Linked DNA regions of Homo sapiens: region 2 is linked to region 1. The links are chromatin loops, found by intact Hi-C in ENCODE. Cell type or tissue: PC-3. All regions are shown on one strand. Each heading gives the region's core, and the rest is flanking DNA. Links, peaks and the distances in the headings are about the cores only. Region 1 overlaps ZNF611 (zinc finger protein 611). Region 2 overlaps LOC122539214 (Zinc finger protein LOC122539214).

Region 1 (8,329 bases), core at 153-8,152:
ACAGCTCAAGTGAAGGCCCTGAGACAGGAGCAACCTCAGCCCCAGGAATAGGAAAGCAGCCTGTGTGGCTGGAACAGTGGAAGAGAGGAGGGCACAAGTAGGAGATGAGGAGAAAAATGTTCAAAATATACACAACTGTGCACACACAGCAATAGGTGTTTAAAACACTGAAAAAGAGGCAGCTGTAGAAATGGGATCTGAGCAAATGCTTTTCTCATGAACACATGGGCTCTGCTAAACCAAGGTTCCAAGTCAATCCAGCCCATCCTTCAACATCTGTAGAGAATATTATGGACCAGAGGGAATTGAGGGAGACACTTACTTAGAAGCTCACAGATCACCATTTTTTCAGATGATATGAGGAAAGAAAATGGAATAGGCTACTTGAACTAAATTTTCATGTTAGGGTAAGGAAAAAAGGTCCTTGATATCTTTATCAAGTACACACTGAAACAACCTAAAATTATATATCACGTAGTAGAAAACGTTTTCGATATATGATAAAGACTAGAAAGCACACAGACCTCAATGTAAACTGAACACAATCTCATAGAGAAACAATTTTAAAATGGTTAAAAAATATAGATCTAATGAAATCTTGGGTCAAAGGAGAAATATTTGAAAATATACCATACTTTGAAAACAATGAGGCCAGGCATGGTGACACGCCTATAATCCCAGCACTTTGGGAGGCCAGGGCATGATCACAAGGTTAGGAGTTCGAGACCAGCCTGGCCAACATGGAGAAACCATGTCTCTACTAAAAATACAAAAATTAGCAGGAAATGGTTGTGCACACCTGTCGCCCCAGCTACTCTGGAGGCTGAGGCAGGAGAATCCCTTAACCCCAGGAGATGAAGGTTGCAGTGAGACGAGATCATGCCACTGCACACCAGCCTGGGTGACAGAGTCTCAATAAATAAAAATATATATCTAAACATTAGCCAGGCCTGGTGGGGCGTGCCTGTGGTCCCAGGGAATCCAGAGGCTGAGGTGGGAAAATCACTTGAGCCCAGGAGGTTGCCGCTGCACTGAGCTGTGATCCTGCCACTGCACTCCAGCCTGGACAGCAGTAAGAGTGTCTCAAAAAAACAGAAATTAAAGGCCCGGCAGCTGCTCATGCCTGTAATCCCAGCACCTTGGGAGGCTGAGGTGGGAGGATCACCTGAGGTCAGGAATTCAAGACCAGCCTGACCAAGATGGAGAAACCCCATCTCTACTAAAAATACAAAATTAGCCGGCCATGGTGGTGCGTGCCTCTAATCATAACTACTCAGGAGGCTGAGGCAGGAGAATCACTTGAACTCCAGAGGCGAACTTTGCAGTGAACCAAGATCATGCCATTGCACTACAGCCTGGGCAACAAGAGCAAAACTCAGTCAAAAAACAAACAAACAAACAAAAAACAAAAAACCCGACAACAACAAAAATAAGTAAATTAAAAGTAAACTTAAAAAATGAAAAGCAACTAATGAGGCAAAGCATGGTGGCTCACACCTGTAATCCCAGCACTTTGGGAGGCCAAGGCGGGTGGATCACGGGGTCATGAGTTCAAGAGCAGTCTGGCCAAGATGGTGAACCTCTGTCTCTGCTAAAAATAAAAAGTCAGACAGGTGTGGTGGCAGCTGCCTATAATCCCAGCTGCTTGGGAGGCTGAGGCAGAGCATTGCTTGAACCCGGGAGGTGGAGGTTGCAGTGAGTCAAGATCACTCCACTGCACTCCAGCTTGCCTGACAGAGAAAGACTCCATCTCAAAAAGAAAAAATAAATGAATAAAAACACACAAAAAAACCAACCACATGAATGAAATGAAGAGGAACTAGAAAAAAGGAAACCAATTACAAAAAGAGAACAAAAGCACTTTTAATACTCCTTTCATCACGTTCCATATAGTAACAGAGACTCAGTCACTTCTTACCCTACTTCTCTCCCCCACTCCCCACCCCAGCCATGAAAAGGGAAGAGGGTGATCCACAACTAACGAGTCAAGTCACTGTCCTCTGGCTGAAGAGGGGTTGCAGAGGGAAGCTGCCTCTGATGCCATCATTATAAAATGCACCACACTTAGACACAGGAGTTTGGCAACTCTCATTCTCATCTGTATAATTTAAACTAATTTTAAATTTGTTACCTTATAAACAGAGAAAGCAACATGTCATCACTTCATCATCACATCCAATCAACTCACCGCTCATCTGCACCCAGGGTCCCCCTTCATCTTCATTACTGTTCCATCATTCTATACATAGCTCTTTCTCACCTTCTCTCTCCATCTGTTTCTTTTCTGCATTTCCCCCTGGACTTCTGCTCATTTTATGCCCCTCTCCTGTTTTGCTTCATTCTTTTTTGTTTTGTTTTGTTTTTTAGTATTTATTGATCATTCTTGGGTGTTTCTCAGAGAGGGGGATGTGGCAGGGTCATACGACAATAGTGGAGAGAAGGTCAGCAGATAAACACGTGAATGAAGGTCTCTGGTTTTCCTAGGCAGAGGTCCCTGCGGCCTTCCGCAGTGTTTGTCTCCCTGGGTACTTGAGATTAGGGAGTGGTGATGACTTTTAAGGAGCATGCTGCCTTTAAGCATCTGTTTAACAAAGCACATCTTGCACCGCCCTTAATCCATTTATTTAACCCTGAGTTGACACAGCACGTTTCAGAGAGCACGGGGTTGGGGGTAGGGTTACACATTAACAGCATCTCAAGGCAGAAGAATTTTTCTTAGTACAGAACAAAATAGAGTCTCCTATGTCTACTTCTTTCTACACAGACACAGTAACAATCTGATCTCTCTTGCTTTTCTCCACATTTCCCCCTTTTCTTTTCGACAAAACCGCCATCGTCATCATGGCCAGTTCTCAATAAGCTGTTGGGTACACCTGCAGAAAGGCTGTCACTTCACACTTGGAAGATTGCACAGCGGCCAGGCAGAGGCGCCCCCCACCTCCCCGACGGGGCGGCCGGGCAGAGGCGCTCCCCACTTCCCAGATGGGGCGGCCGGGCAGAGGCACTCCTCACTTCCCAGAAGGGGCGGTTGCTGGACAGAGGCGCTCCTCACCTCCCAGATGGGGCGGCCGGGCAGAGGCGCTCCTCACCTCCCAGATGGGGCGGCCGGGCAGAGGCGCTCCTCACCTCCCAGATGGGGCAGCCGGGCAGAGGCGCTCCTCACTTCCCAGACGGGGCAGCTGCTGGGCAGAGGCGCTCCTCACCTCCCAGACGGGGCAGCCGGGCAGAGGTGCTCCTCACATCTCAGACGGGGCGGCTGCTGGGCAGAGGCGCTCCCCACCTCCCAGATGGCGTGGCCGGGCAGAGGCACTCCTCACATCCCAGACGGGGTGGCCAGGCAGAGGTGCTCCCCACTTCCCCGATGGGGTGGCGGCTGGGCAGAGGTGCTCCTCACTTCCCAGATGGGGCGGCCGGGCAGAGATGCTCCTCACTTCTCAGATGGGGTGGCTGGGCAGAGGCGTTCCTCACCTCCCAGACAGGGTCGCAGTCAGGCAGAGGCGCTCCTCACATCCCAGACGGGGCGGCCGGGCAGAGGCACTCCTCACTTCCCAGACGGGGAGGCCAGGCAGCGGTGCTCCTCACTTCCCAGACGGGGCGGCCAGGCAGAGGCGCTCCTCACTTCCCAGACAGGGCAGCCGAGCAGAGGGGCTCCTCACTTCCTAGACGGGGCGGCCAGGAAGAGACGCTCCTCACTTCCCAAACGGGGTGGTGGCTGGGCAGAGGCGCTCCTCACTTCCTAGATGGGATGGCGGCCGTGCAGAGGTGCTCCTCATTTCCCAGACTGGGCAGCCGGGCAGAGAGGCTCCTCACATCTCAGACAATGGGTGGCCAGGCAGAGACGCTCCTCACTTCCTAGATGGGGTGGTGGCCGGGCAGAGGCTATAATCTCAGCACTTTGGGAGGCCAAGGCAGGCGGCTGGGAGGTGGAGGTTGTAGCAAGCCAAGATCACGCCACTGCACTCTAGCCTGGGCAACATTGAGCACTGAGTGAGCAAGACTCCGTCTGCAATCCCGGCACCTCGGGAGGCCAAGGCGGGCAAATCACTGGAGGTCAGGGGTTGGAGACCAGCCCGGCCAACATGGCGAAACCCCGTCTCCACCAAAAATACAAAAACCAGTCAGGCTTGGTGGCTTGTGACTGCAATCCCAGGCACTCAGCAGGCTGAGGCAGGAGAATCAGGCAGGGAGGTTGCAGCGAGCCCAGATCACGGCAGTACTGTCCAGCCTCGGCAACAGAGGGAGACCGTGGAAAGTGAGAGGGGAAAGGGAGAGAGGGAGGGAGAGGGAGAGGCAGAGGCAGAGGGAGAGGGAGAGGGAAAGGGAGAGGGAGAGAGAGAGGGAGAGGGAGAGCTTTTTTTTGTTTTTTGAGATGGAGTTTCGCTCTTGTTGCCCACACTGAAGTGCAATGATGCGATCTCAGCTCACCACAACCTCTGCCTCCTGGGTTCAAGTGACTCTCCTGCCTCAGCCTCCTAATCCAAAATTATCAGGGCACGGTGGCCCATGCCTGTAATCCCAGCTACTCAGGGGGTAGTATCGCAGGAGAATCGCTTCAACCCTAAAGGCAGAGATACTCATTAGCCAAGATTGTGCCATTGCACTCCAGCCTGGGCAACAAGAGCAAAACTCCACTGCAAAATAATAATAATAATAATTAGTATGTAGGCCAGGTGCGGTGGCTCATCCCTATAATCCCAGTACATTGCAAGGCCAAGACAGGAGGAACCTTTGAGCCCAGGATTTTCAGTCCAGCCTGGGAAACATACTGAAACCGTTTCTACAAAAAAAATAAAATAAAATAAAAAATAAATAAATAACTAGCCGGGCTTGGTGTCTCACACCTGTGGTCTCAGCTACTCAGGAGACTGAGGGAGGAGGATCACTTGAGCCTAAGAGGTCGAGGCTGCAGTTAGAGTAGATAACGCCATTGTACTCCAGCCTGGGCAATAGGGCCAGACCCTGTCTCAAAATATTAATTAATTAATTAATTAATTAAAAGTATTATGTAATAACAGAAAGTTGTTTTTTTCTTTTTCCCCACATCACTGCCCCACTTTCTACCCCACCCTGGGAAAAGGGAAGAAACTGACTCACAACTGAGTAAGTCACTGCCCTCGGGCTGAATAGGGATTCCAAGTGGAAGCTAACCTCTGACACCAAGATTTATAGAATGTACATGACTCACATAGGAATTTTAAAATTCTCAAACTCATCTGTATAATTTAAACAAGTTATTAGATTATATACACAGAAGTCAACATGTCACAACTAATCATATCCAATGAACTCACACACTCATCTGTATCCAAAGTCCCCCACCCTTTTTTTCTTTTAAAACAGGGTCTTGCTCTTTTCACCAGGCTGGAGTACAGTGGCATGATCTCTGCTCACAGCAGCCTGGACCTCCTGGGCTCAAGTGATCCTCCAGCCTCTGCCTACAGAGTAGCTGAAATTACAGGTGCACATTATCATGCCTGGTTTTTGTTTTCGTTTTTTTTTTTTTTTTTTTGATAGAGATGGGGGCAATGACTATTTTGCCCAGGCTGGTCTTGAACTCCTGGATTCAAGCAATCTCTCTGTCCCAGTCTCCTAAAGTGCTGGGATTACAGGCATGAGCCACTGCGCCTGGCCCCTCTTTCTTCATTACTGTGCTTCCCTCCCTAATTCTGTGCATATCTCTCATTCTCCCCTTCTCTTTCTAGCTCTTGTTTTCTTTTCTTTTTCCCTGGGATTGTGCTCCTTATTTTGTACCTCTCTCCTCTCCTGCAATTTATCCCCTTCTTCCCTCTATTGCTTCTCTTCCACCTCTTCTGCTCCATCCTCACAACTTATTTAACCTTTTTTTTTTTTTTTTTTTTGAGACGGAGTTTCCATCTTGTTGCCCAGGCTGGAGTGCAATGGTGCGATCTTGGCTCACTGCAACCTCCGCCTCCCAGGTTCAAGCAATTCTCCTTCCTCAGACTTCCTAGTAGCTGGCATTACAGGCATGTGCAACCGTGCCTGCCTTATTTTGTATTTTTAGTAGAGACGGGGTTTCTCCATGTTGGTCAGGCTGCTCTCAAACTCTGGACCTCAGGTGATCCGCCCACCTCAGCCTCCCAAAGTGCTGGGATTATAGGCATGAGCCACAGCGTCTGGTCCTTATTGAAGGGGGCCAGCCCCTCCACACCTGTGAGTATTTCTCATCAGGTGAGATGAGAGACTGAGAAAAGAAATAAGACAGAGACAACGTATAGAGAAAGAACAGTGGGCTCAGAGGACCAGCACTCAGCATACGGAGGATCCGCACCAGCCGAGGTCTCTGAGTTCCCTCAATATTTATTGATCACTATCTCTACCATCTCAGAGAGGGGGATGTGGAAGGACTGTAGGGTAATGGTGGGGAGAAGGTCAGCAGGAAATCATGTAAGCAAAGCTCTCTGTGTCATAAATAAGTTTAAGGAAAGATGCTGTACCTCGATGTGCATGTAGGGTAGATTTATGTTTGACTTTACACAAACATCTCAGTGCAGTAAACAGCAGTATTGCCACCAGCATGTCTCACCTACAGCCATAAGGCAGTTTTCTCCTATCTCTGTAAACAGAACATACGATTGGGTTTTACACCAAGATATTCCATTCCCAGGGAGGAGCAGGAGACAGAGGCCTTCCTCTTATCTCAACTGCAAAGAGGGCTATCTCTTTCACTAACCGTCCTCAGCACAGACCCTTTACGGGTGTCTGGCTGGGGGATGGTCAGGTCTTTCCCTTCCCACGAGGCCATATCTCAGGCTGTCTCAGTGGAGAGAAACCTTGGACAATACCCAGGCTTTCTTGGGCAGAGGTCCCTGCGGCCTTCCACAGTGTATTCTGTCCCAGGGTACTCGAGACTGGAGAATGGCGATGACTTTTACCAAGCATACTGCCTGCAAACACATTTTAACAAAGCACAGCCTGCACAGCCCTAAATCCATTAAACCTTGGGTCAACACAGCACATGTTTCTGTGAGCACAGGGTTGCGGCTAGGGTTACAGATTAACAGCATCTCAAAGCAGACTAATTTCTCTTAGTACAGACCAAAATGGGGTTTCTTATGTCTACTTCTTTCTACATAGACACAGTAACAGTCTGATCTCTCTTTTTTTTCCCCAAACCTTATTTAACCTCTTGTTGCTCCTTCTCCCCAATCTTTCAATCGTCCTCAATCTCTATATATTACCGCCTCTTCTCTTATCTCTCCATCTCCTCTGCTCTCCCTGTTAAATTCTCTCTTCCCTGTTACAGCCCCCAGTCCCCACTCTCTAGCACCCCAGATCCCCAGGTGTCCTCCCTGCTGTGGTTCTCCCTCTGGTCTCCGTGCCACCAGCACCACTCTGCTCTGTCTGCCCTGGCTCCAAATCCCTCCTCCTCTCCCTCACTCTGGTGAGCCTCCCTCTTTGCTGCCCCTCTCCCTATCTTGTCCTTCATCTCTGTACATCTAGCTCTTCTCTACATTTCTCCAGTTGCTTTTCTCCTCCTGCTTTCTTATTTTTTCTTTCACTTTTGCTGTCTCTTGGCAAATTTCTCACCCATCCTCTACTTTGCCATCTGTTACGGGCCTTTCTCATTCTTCTTTTCTCTGTCTCTGGTTTTCTACTGCTCTCTCAGTCCCTCTCTCTATCTCCTCATCTCTTTGACCCAAACAATCACACGCGGGTTTGGAGTAAGAGGCCTACATCCTGGAGAAGCGCATTTTCCAGGAGGTGGAGCTGGGCAGGCAAGAACACCCGGTGTCATAGGACAAGGCCCTGGGACCTCCCCAACGCTGGCTCAGGGGAAGCGGTGACTGCGGAGGGAAGACTTGGGGAGCAGCAGGGCCCGGCACGAGGAGGGACATAGTGGGAGACGGCGCCTTAAGACATGGGTGGCACCTGCAGGCTCCCAGGACCAGGCAGAGGACCCAGCCTCCCCAGGACTGGGGCCCCGGCGCTGCGCTCCAGGGGAGGCCGACGGGGGCTGGGAGGCGCCCAGGGCGGGAATCCAGCGCACGGGTGAGGACTTTAAAAAGCAAGGGGCAGGATGAGTCAACAAGGTTTTGAGCAGGAAAACTATGCGATAGGAAGTGTATACATTGCCCTATAGCAGAAAGACCGGGGACGGGACCAGCCTCCAAGCGACTTCAAACCCAAAAGGAAGCAACTTCCAGACTCTTATGGGCGTCTCAATTTGCTCTGGGTGAAGGAAGACAGGCAAGAATTTCCAGGTCTGTGAGGACCCCACGTCCCAGGGACAGAAGTGCCAGGGACCTGGGAAGTGCAGACTTAATACAAGGCAGAGCAAAACTCACGCGCCTCGGTAGGACCTTTACTC
Region 2 (8,329 bases), core at 88-8,087, 51 kb before region 1:
CAAAAAAAAAAAATTAGCCGGGCATGGTGATGGGTGCCTGTAGTCCCAGCTACTTGGAAGGGTGAGGTGGGAGAATGGTGTGAACCCGGGAGGCGGAGCTTGCAGTGAGCCAAGATCGCACCACTGCACTCCAGCCTGGGCAACAGAGCAAGACTCCATCTCAAAAAAAAAAAAAAAGAAAGAGACAGAGAGTCAAAGAGAGAGAGAGAAAGAGACAGAGAGACAAAAAGGGAGTCAAAGAGAGAGGGAGAAAGAGACAGAGAGTCAGAAAAGAGAGAGAGAGAGTAGTAGTAGAGAGAAAACAGTATACCCTATTCCTTTAAAAGCCAGGGTAAATTTAAAACCTATAATTGATAATTGAAGGTCTTCTCCATGACCCTATAACACTCCAATACCACCCTGTTGTCAGTGTAAACAATGGCATATCCTGAAAGCACTGAGGCCACTGACAACCCATAGCTTACCTATCAAAAATCCTTAACCCAGTAAACCGCGGATGGCCCAAATGCATTCAATCTGTAGTGGCAACTGCTCAGCTAACAGAAGAAACAGAAAAATAACTTTTAGAGGAAACCTCATTGTGAGCACACCTCATCAAGGAAGAACTATCCTAAGTCAAAAAAAAAAAAAAAAAAAAAAGGCAAAATGGTAGCTTACTGACTCAAGAATCTTCAAGTATGAGGCTATTCTGGTAGAAAAAGATGATTTAACATTAACCACTGAAAATTCCATTAACCCAGCAGGTTTTCTAACAGGGGGTCTAAATCTTAATTATTTACCATGCAAAGGTCTGACCAGGCCTAGGAGGAACTCCCTTCCAGACAGGACTATACAGGGTTTCTCCCAGGTGACTGAGGGAAAAAGACATAATGGGTATTCAATAAGTGATAAAGAAACTCTTGCAGAAGCAGAGTTAGGAAAATTGCCTAATAATTGGACTGCTGAAATGTGCAAGCTGTTTGCACTCAGCCAAACTTTAAAGTAGTTACAGAATCAGGAAGGAGGCCACCTATACCACTTCTAAGTTAATATGGACTGAACAAGGTCTTATTAATAGCAAAGAATTGAAATCCCAAACTTACAACGTTTTCAACGAAAGTCAAGTTTGCTAAAAGTTAACATTGTAACATGTATTATCCTAACTTCTAATCTTGTGACCTTAGGCAGTCTAGTTCACAGACATGAAGGAAGTTCACTTTGGGAAAGAATGGTTATCATCTTTGAAAAAAAAAAAAAAAAAAAGGAGGAAGGAGAATTTATGTAAAAAGAATGTTATATGGTAAATTCTTGTCCTAAAATAAATCAAATGGTGGTTTAAAGAAAGGGATGTTTGCAACAATTCAGAAAGTTGAGGCATGTTGAAGAATTGTCTGTCAAAGTTGTGAAAAAAGAAAAGTTATAAGAGGGAATTTATGCAAGAAATGTCATATAATTTGAAAGTAATTAGTCCTCCTGATTGTAAAACTGTTGAAGAAACAGTTTATGTGCAAGTTGTGTAAGGAAAGTAAAATATACTTTTGGTAAAAGGATTATAGGGAGGCAGAAGAATGTGGATTTTTACCTACATTGAAAGATTAAAAAAATTTGTTTTAAAGGTTTAAGCAAGTTTCAAAATGTTAATTGTAAAGGAAATTCTGTGTGTAAACATACTGGCAAAAGTTAAAGGGGTAATATCCAGTTTTTCTGTGAACTGGATATTAAAATAAAAGCACAACCAGTTTTTCTTAAAGCACTAACATGCTCTTCAACAAAAATTATAAAAGGTTAAAGAGTCTATAAAAATCTTACCTTATGGTCAGACATTAACATTGGATAAATATGTCTACAAGGTTTTATTAAAATTAAGTTTAACATTAATAAAACACTAATATAAAGGTGAAATGTAGCTTATCTGGTATAAAAATCATACATGAAGTGTTAAATATAAAATGGTATTTGGCTTTCTTTGGTCTAAAAACTAATAAAAATAGGTGCTAAAGAAAATTTCTCAGCAAGAAGGCACCAAGGATTATAAAGTCCACTGCTGATGTCCCCACGTTTAAAACAAATGATAAATTTCTTAGAAATTATATACTTGGTTTATCCTCCACCTTCTCTTCCTTTAAAACAAGAGTCTCTCAGCACAGGCGCCAGCTTCGGAGTTTCCAGTACATCAGCATCGGCCTGGGGATGACGTTCTCATCAAAGGATGGAAAGAATGGAAACTCGAGCCAGCCTAGGAAGGACCCTATCTTGTGCTGCTAACCACTGAGACTGCTGTTCATACAGCAGAAAGGGAGGGACACATCACACCTGAGTCAAGCAGGTGCCATTATCATCAGAATCATGGGCCACTGTTCCTGGATCAAGCCCTACCAAATTAAAGCTAAGGAAAGCTTAGTCTATCTATCTTTTCCTTTCCTTTCCTTTCCCAGTGCTTATATCCATTACTATTCCTACCACTAGCAACTCTAACCCAACTTTAGAGCATTTCTATGGTTTAGGAGCAGAGGTCACTGGAAAGGATCCTATAGGCTTCTTTAGGGTGTGCTTTTTTCTCCCTCCTCCACCTCCTACAGCTGCCCCTTTCCCAAATCTATGAAATCAAACTATGACATGCCTCGTGCCAAATGACAAAAGCAAGTTCTCAGTAGTAGAAATAGGAGACCTAAGGCAAACCATAGCTATTGAAACAGGGTATAAAGATGTAAATGCCTGGCTAAAATGGATCAAATATTCCCTCTGCATGTTGAACAAAGGCAATTGTTATGCTTGTGCACATGGCAGGCCAGAGGCCCAGATTGTCCCCTTTCCACGAGGGCTGTCCTCCAGTAGACCAGGTGTGGGCTGGATGCTAGCTCTTTTCCAGGATTCTACATCCTGGGGTAACAAGTTATGCCAAGCTCTCTCTGTCTGCTATATCCCAAAGTTCGACACCCTGTGGGTCAGCCCTCCAGGGCCATCCAGCTTCCAACTCCCAACACTAAGTTCACTTTATGTCCCTCATGACAGGGAGGAAACTTAACATTCCTTGGAGACCTGAAGGGATGCAGAGAGCTTAAAATTTTTCAAAAGTTTACCAATCAGCCACTCTTTATTCATCCCTGAGCAGATGCATAGTGGTATTATGGTGGACCTTTACTGGACACTTTACTGAGTAACTGAAGTGGCACTTATGCTTTAGTCCAATTGGCTATCCCTTTCACCCTGGCATTTCATCAACCAGAGAAAGGAAAAATAAGACACCATAAAGCAAAAGAAGTCCCTTATGGGTCTTTTGACTCTCACGTCTATTTAGACACAATTAGAGTCCCATGGGGAAGACTAGATCAATTTAAAGCCCAAAATCAAATAGCTGCAGGATTTGAGTCAATGTTTTGGTGGGTGACAATTAATAAAATGTAAACTGGATAAACTAATCTATGACAACCAACAGCTATCTATTAATTACACTAGAGATGCTGTTAAAGGAATAGCTGAGCAATTAGGGGCTACCAGCCAGATGTCTTGGGAAAATGGGATAGCCTTTGACATGATATTAGCATAAAAAGGAAGAGTTTGCATCATAATTAAAACTCAGTGTTGTACCTTCATCCCAAACAACACTGCGCCCATTGAAAGTAAAACAAAGACATTGCAAGGTCTGACTGCTCTGTCCAATAAGTTAGTGAACAACTCAGGGGTAAATGACCCCTTTTCAGGATGGCTAGAAAAGTGGTTCGGTAGATGGAAAAGAATAGTAGCCTCAATTCTTACTTCCCTCACAGCCGTAATGGGTGTACTTATTCTTGTCAGGTGCTCTGTCACACCATGCATCCGTGGGTTGGTGCAGAGGCTCATAAAAATGGCAGTTACTAAAATCTCCCTTAACTATCCTCCACCTTATCCAAAGAAGCTTCTTCTTATTTTGGAAAATCAAACCGAATGACTAAGCCAAGACATGTTAAAGAAGTTTGAAGAGAAAGAGCTGTAAGGAAAATGCAAGAGAAGGGAATGTTAGATATGAGTTCTAAATTTCTTTTCAAAGAATCAATAAGTCAGTATGTTCAATTCTTTGCCTTCTACTTTTAAACTTAACTTCCTCATAAAGCAACCTTTTTCGATCACCTGCTCCACCCTGACTCATTCCAATCACCTGCTCCACCTTGACTCATTCTGATCACCTGCTCCACCCTGCCTCATTCCAATCACCTGCTCCACCTTGACTCATTCTGATCACCTGCCCCACCCTGACTCACTCCGATTACCTGCTCCACCCTGACTCATTCTCCACCCTCATTCCATAACATTTTTCCTGCCAAACCACTCACCTTGTCACTCTCTTTAAATTAGCCAATTGGAATTAGATTAGCCTGTGTGGTCTAACCCTCGCCAATAGGGGAATGACACAGCAGCAAGGGCCATGTGCATCAGAAATAACCCCTTCCCCTCCCTTGTTCAGGTACGCACTCACCATTGCTCCCTCTGTGAGGGCACAACCTTCTATATAAGTAAATTGCCTTTCTGAGAAGAAAAAAAGAAAATTTTATATTTGGTGCTATTTCTTTTGCAGCACCGAAACTTTATTTACAACACACTTAAAATGAGTTATATTTGTCATGGAAAAGAGTCAAACTCTGTAAAATATTTTAAAATATTTATTCTGCACTAAATATGAATAATCATGGCCCATGACACAACTCTCAGGAGGTCCTGAGAACATATGTCCAAGGTGATGGGGAACAGCTTCTTCTTAGACATTTTAGGGAGGCATTAGACATCAATCAAATACATTTAAAAGATGCATTAATTTTGTTCAGAAAGGTGGGACAACTCAAAGTGGGAGCTTCCAGGCTACAGGTAAATTTAAACATTTTCTGATTAGAATTGGTTGAGTTTGTCTAAATACCTGGGATCAATAGAGAGGAAATGTTCAGGTTAAGATAAAAGATGTTGGAGACCAAGGTTCTTTTGAAGTCCTCTGCTGGCTGCCTTCAGAGAAAATAGATGATGAATGTTTTTTATTCAGACCTTTAAAAGGTGTTAGATTTTTAGTTATTCTCTTCAGGATTGGTAGGGCCTAGAAGAAAAAGATCTAGCTATGTTAACAGAGATTCTTTGCAGACGCACATGAACCCCTCACAAACGATACCTTTGAAGGACCATTTCAAAATATGGCACAGAAACATGTTTTGAGGTCAAATATTTTGACTTTCTTCTTTGCCATATGTTTTGTGGTTTGTAAGGCATGACCCCCTAGACTCTTTACATAGGAATTTGGACAAGATAAAAAAATCAGAGCTTACACCTCATTCTCAAATACTTTTTTTTACAGTTCTTCCCTGCAATATAACTACTTTTACGATAAATGTTGTTGACAACATAATATGCTAACATCAATAATTTATAAATGTATTGTAATATTAAATTCACTCTATGTGCCTTCTGAAAAAATTAGAAAATGTACCTTTTATCTTCAAGTTGTACTTTTTTTTTTTCCTTCAGACAGGACCTAGTTCTGTCACCCCGGCTGGAATGCAGTGGCAGGAACACTGCTCCTTGCACCCTCAACCTCTGGTGCTCAAGCAATCCTCCCGCCACACCTCCCAACTAGCTGGAGCTGCAGGCCCTCACCACCAAGCCTGGCTAATTTGTTAGTACTTTGTAGAGGGGTGGTCCCACTATGATGCTCAGGCTAGCCTTCAACTCCTGGACTCAAGCGATCAACCCACCTTTGCTTCCCAAAGTGTTGGGGTTACAGGCAAGCCACCACACCCATCCAATTGCAATCTATTTTAGGTGTTTTCTTTGTTATTCTCTCCTGAGTGTTCTATCAGGTGGGAATAACAAAGGCTATAAAATATGCAGTCTTTAAATGTTAGGATTTATTTTCATATAGAGAAAGATCATGAAATATTACTAAGAATACATTGCAGTCAAGTTATTCCGTTTTACTTGGGCCCTGAAAAAATATAACTAAGTTATAAAATTGGCTGGGCACATTGACTCACACCTGTAATCCCAGCACTTTGGGAGGTCGAGGCAGGTGGATGACCCAGAGGTCAGGAGATTGAGACTAGCCTGGCTAACATGGTGAAACCCCATCTGTACTAAAAATACAACAATTAGCTGGGTAAGGTGGCACAAAACTGTAATCTCAGCTACTCAGGAGATTGAGGCAGGAGAATCTCTTGAATCCAGGAGGCAGAGGTTGCAGTGAGCAAAGATCTCACCACAGCTCTCCAGCCTGAGCAAAAGAGTGAGATTCTGTCTCAAAAAAATAAAAATAAAAATAAAATGAAATTATAAATCACCTCATTTCTGCATGTAATACTTTTATGACTATATCTGTAAGTTAACATGTACTATGAACTATGTTTTTCTCCCACATCCCTAGCTATGGAAGAATTCATCTATCAAACACTAGTAATTAGCTAAAATATGATTACATTTAGAAGGGAAATTAGCATATCTAGAATATTAGCAAGTTTAAAAAAGCATAATGTCGTCAGGCATGGTGGCTTGTGCCTGTAATCCGAGCATGATGGGAGGCTGAGGCAGGAGGATGGCTAGTGCCCAACAGTTGGAGTCCAGCCTAGGCAACATAGCACCTCATCTTTATGTTTTAAAAATTAATTAAGTTACTTATTTATTTTTGAGATTGAGTTTGGTTCTTGTTGCCTAGGCTGGGGTGCAATGGCACGGTCTCGGCTCACTGCAACATCTGCCTCCTGGGTTCAAATGATTCTCTTGCCTCAGCCTCCCAGGTAGCTGGGATTATTGGTGCTCGCCATCATGCTGGGTTAATTTTTGTATTTTTAGTAGAGACGGGGTTTCACCGTGTTGGCCAGGCTGGTCTCCAAATCCTGACCTTCCAAAGTGCTGGGATTACAGACATGAGCCACCGTGCATGGCAAAAAAGTTTATTTTAATCAGAAATAATTAATAAATAGAACATGATAATGGGTACAAAAAATAGAATAAGACCTATTATTTCATAACACAACAGAATGACTGTAGTCAATGATTAAATTGTACATATAAAAATGGGGATGGCCAGGTGTGGTGGCTCAAACCTATAAGCCCTGTCTCTACCAAAAATACAAAAAAAACTGGATGTGAGCCTGTAATCCCAGCTACTCAGGAGACTGAGGCATGAGAATCACTTAAACCCAGGGAGCAGAGGTTGCAGTGAGTGGAGATTGCACCACTGCATTCCAGACTGTGCGAAAGAGCTGGACTCCATCTCAAAAAACTAAACAAATGGCTGGGCACAGTGGCTCATGCTTGAATCCCAGCACTTTGGGAGCCAAGATGGGTGGATCCCCTGAGGTCAAGAGTTCGAGACCAGCCTGACCAACATGGTATAACCCTGTCTCTAAAAAAATACAAAATTAGCCGAGGGTGATGGCGCATGCCTGTAATCTCAGATATTCAGGAGGCTGTGGCAGGAGAATCATTTGAGCCAAGAAGGCAGAGGTTGCAGTGAGCTGAGATCGCACCACTACACTCCAGGGTACACAAGAAGAGTGTAACTCCATCACACACACACACACACACAAAATGCTATAAACAGAACATCAGAAAAAAAATATAGAAAGTCACATGTATTTAAAAACCTTAAGCTTTTGAAAGCTGTTTTCCCAAGTAATCAAAAATGAGCCAATAACGATGCAAATATTATCTTTTTGTTTTTTGTTTTTTCTGGAGACAGAGATCATGCAACTGCACTCTAGCCTGGGTGACAGAGTGAGACTCCAACTCAAAAAAATAAATAAATAAAAAATTATTAGGCCAGGAGCAGTGGCTCTTTGGGAGGCTGAGGTGGGCCAATCACCTCAGGTCAAAAGTTCGAGACCAGCCTGGTCAACATGGTGCAACCCTATCTCTACTAAAAATACAAAAAATTAACCGGGCCTGGTGGTGTGTGCCTGTAATCCCAGCTACTAGGGAGGCTGAGGCAGGAGAATTGGTTGAAGCTGAGAGGTGGAGGCCGCAGTGAGTCGAGATCATGCCACTGCCCTGCAGCCTGGGTAACAGAGTGAGACTCCATCTCAAAAAAAAAAAAAAAAAAAAAAATTACCAATGTCAACTGAACTTGGAAAGCACCACACATTTGCACACTCACACAGACACAACCCTCTGATATGGCTCTAGACCAAATCCACAGGTTAAAAAGCCCTCAAATGAACTCTTGGGCCTTAAGCCTTTCAAAAGATCACCTGTTTCCTGTGAGGTTGGGGCTGTGGCCCTGATGTGTGAAGACTTAGGACCATCCTGTCATCATAGAAACCCTAAACAAAATAAAGAAGGAAATTTACCTCAACAATATAAAAGACCATCCATGAAATGACCACAGCTGAAATAACCA

What was found. Peaks named below come from ENCODE experiments on the same cell type or tissue, not always from the same donor. Only the 100,000 strongest peaks of a DNase experiment are listed, where the experiment ranks them.
Region 2: it touches region 1 in a loop (2.4-fold over the local background); 1 of 110 quality-filtered maps calls a loop at or near these places.

What each region holds. Positions count from the first base shown.
Region 1 is chr19:52,717,416-52,725,744 of GRCh38, forward strand. All of the region lies in intron 3 of ZNF611 (zinc finger protein 611), which reads right to left. Among named protein-coding and RNA genes, the nearest start is that of ZNF611, 13 kb to the right of the region's middle. In PC-3, for the core only: no CTCF peak of the experiment used is centred there; a DNase peak (open chromatin) is centred at 5,116; H3K27ac peaks cover 1,791 bases.
Region 2 is chr19:52,666,002-52,674,330 of GRCh38, forward strand. All of the region lies in intron 1 of LOC122539214 (Zinc finger protein LOC122539214), which reads right to left. It also overlaps a transcript of ZNF83 not described here. Among named protein-coding and RNA genes, the nearest start is that of ZNF83, 32 kb to the left of the region's middle. RefSeq lists enhancers at 2,591-3,092, 3,599-4,798, 8,009-8,329. In PC-3, for the core only: no CTCF peak of the experiment used is centred there; a DNase peak (open chromatin) is centred at 4,290; H3K27ac peaks cover 1,845 bases.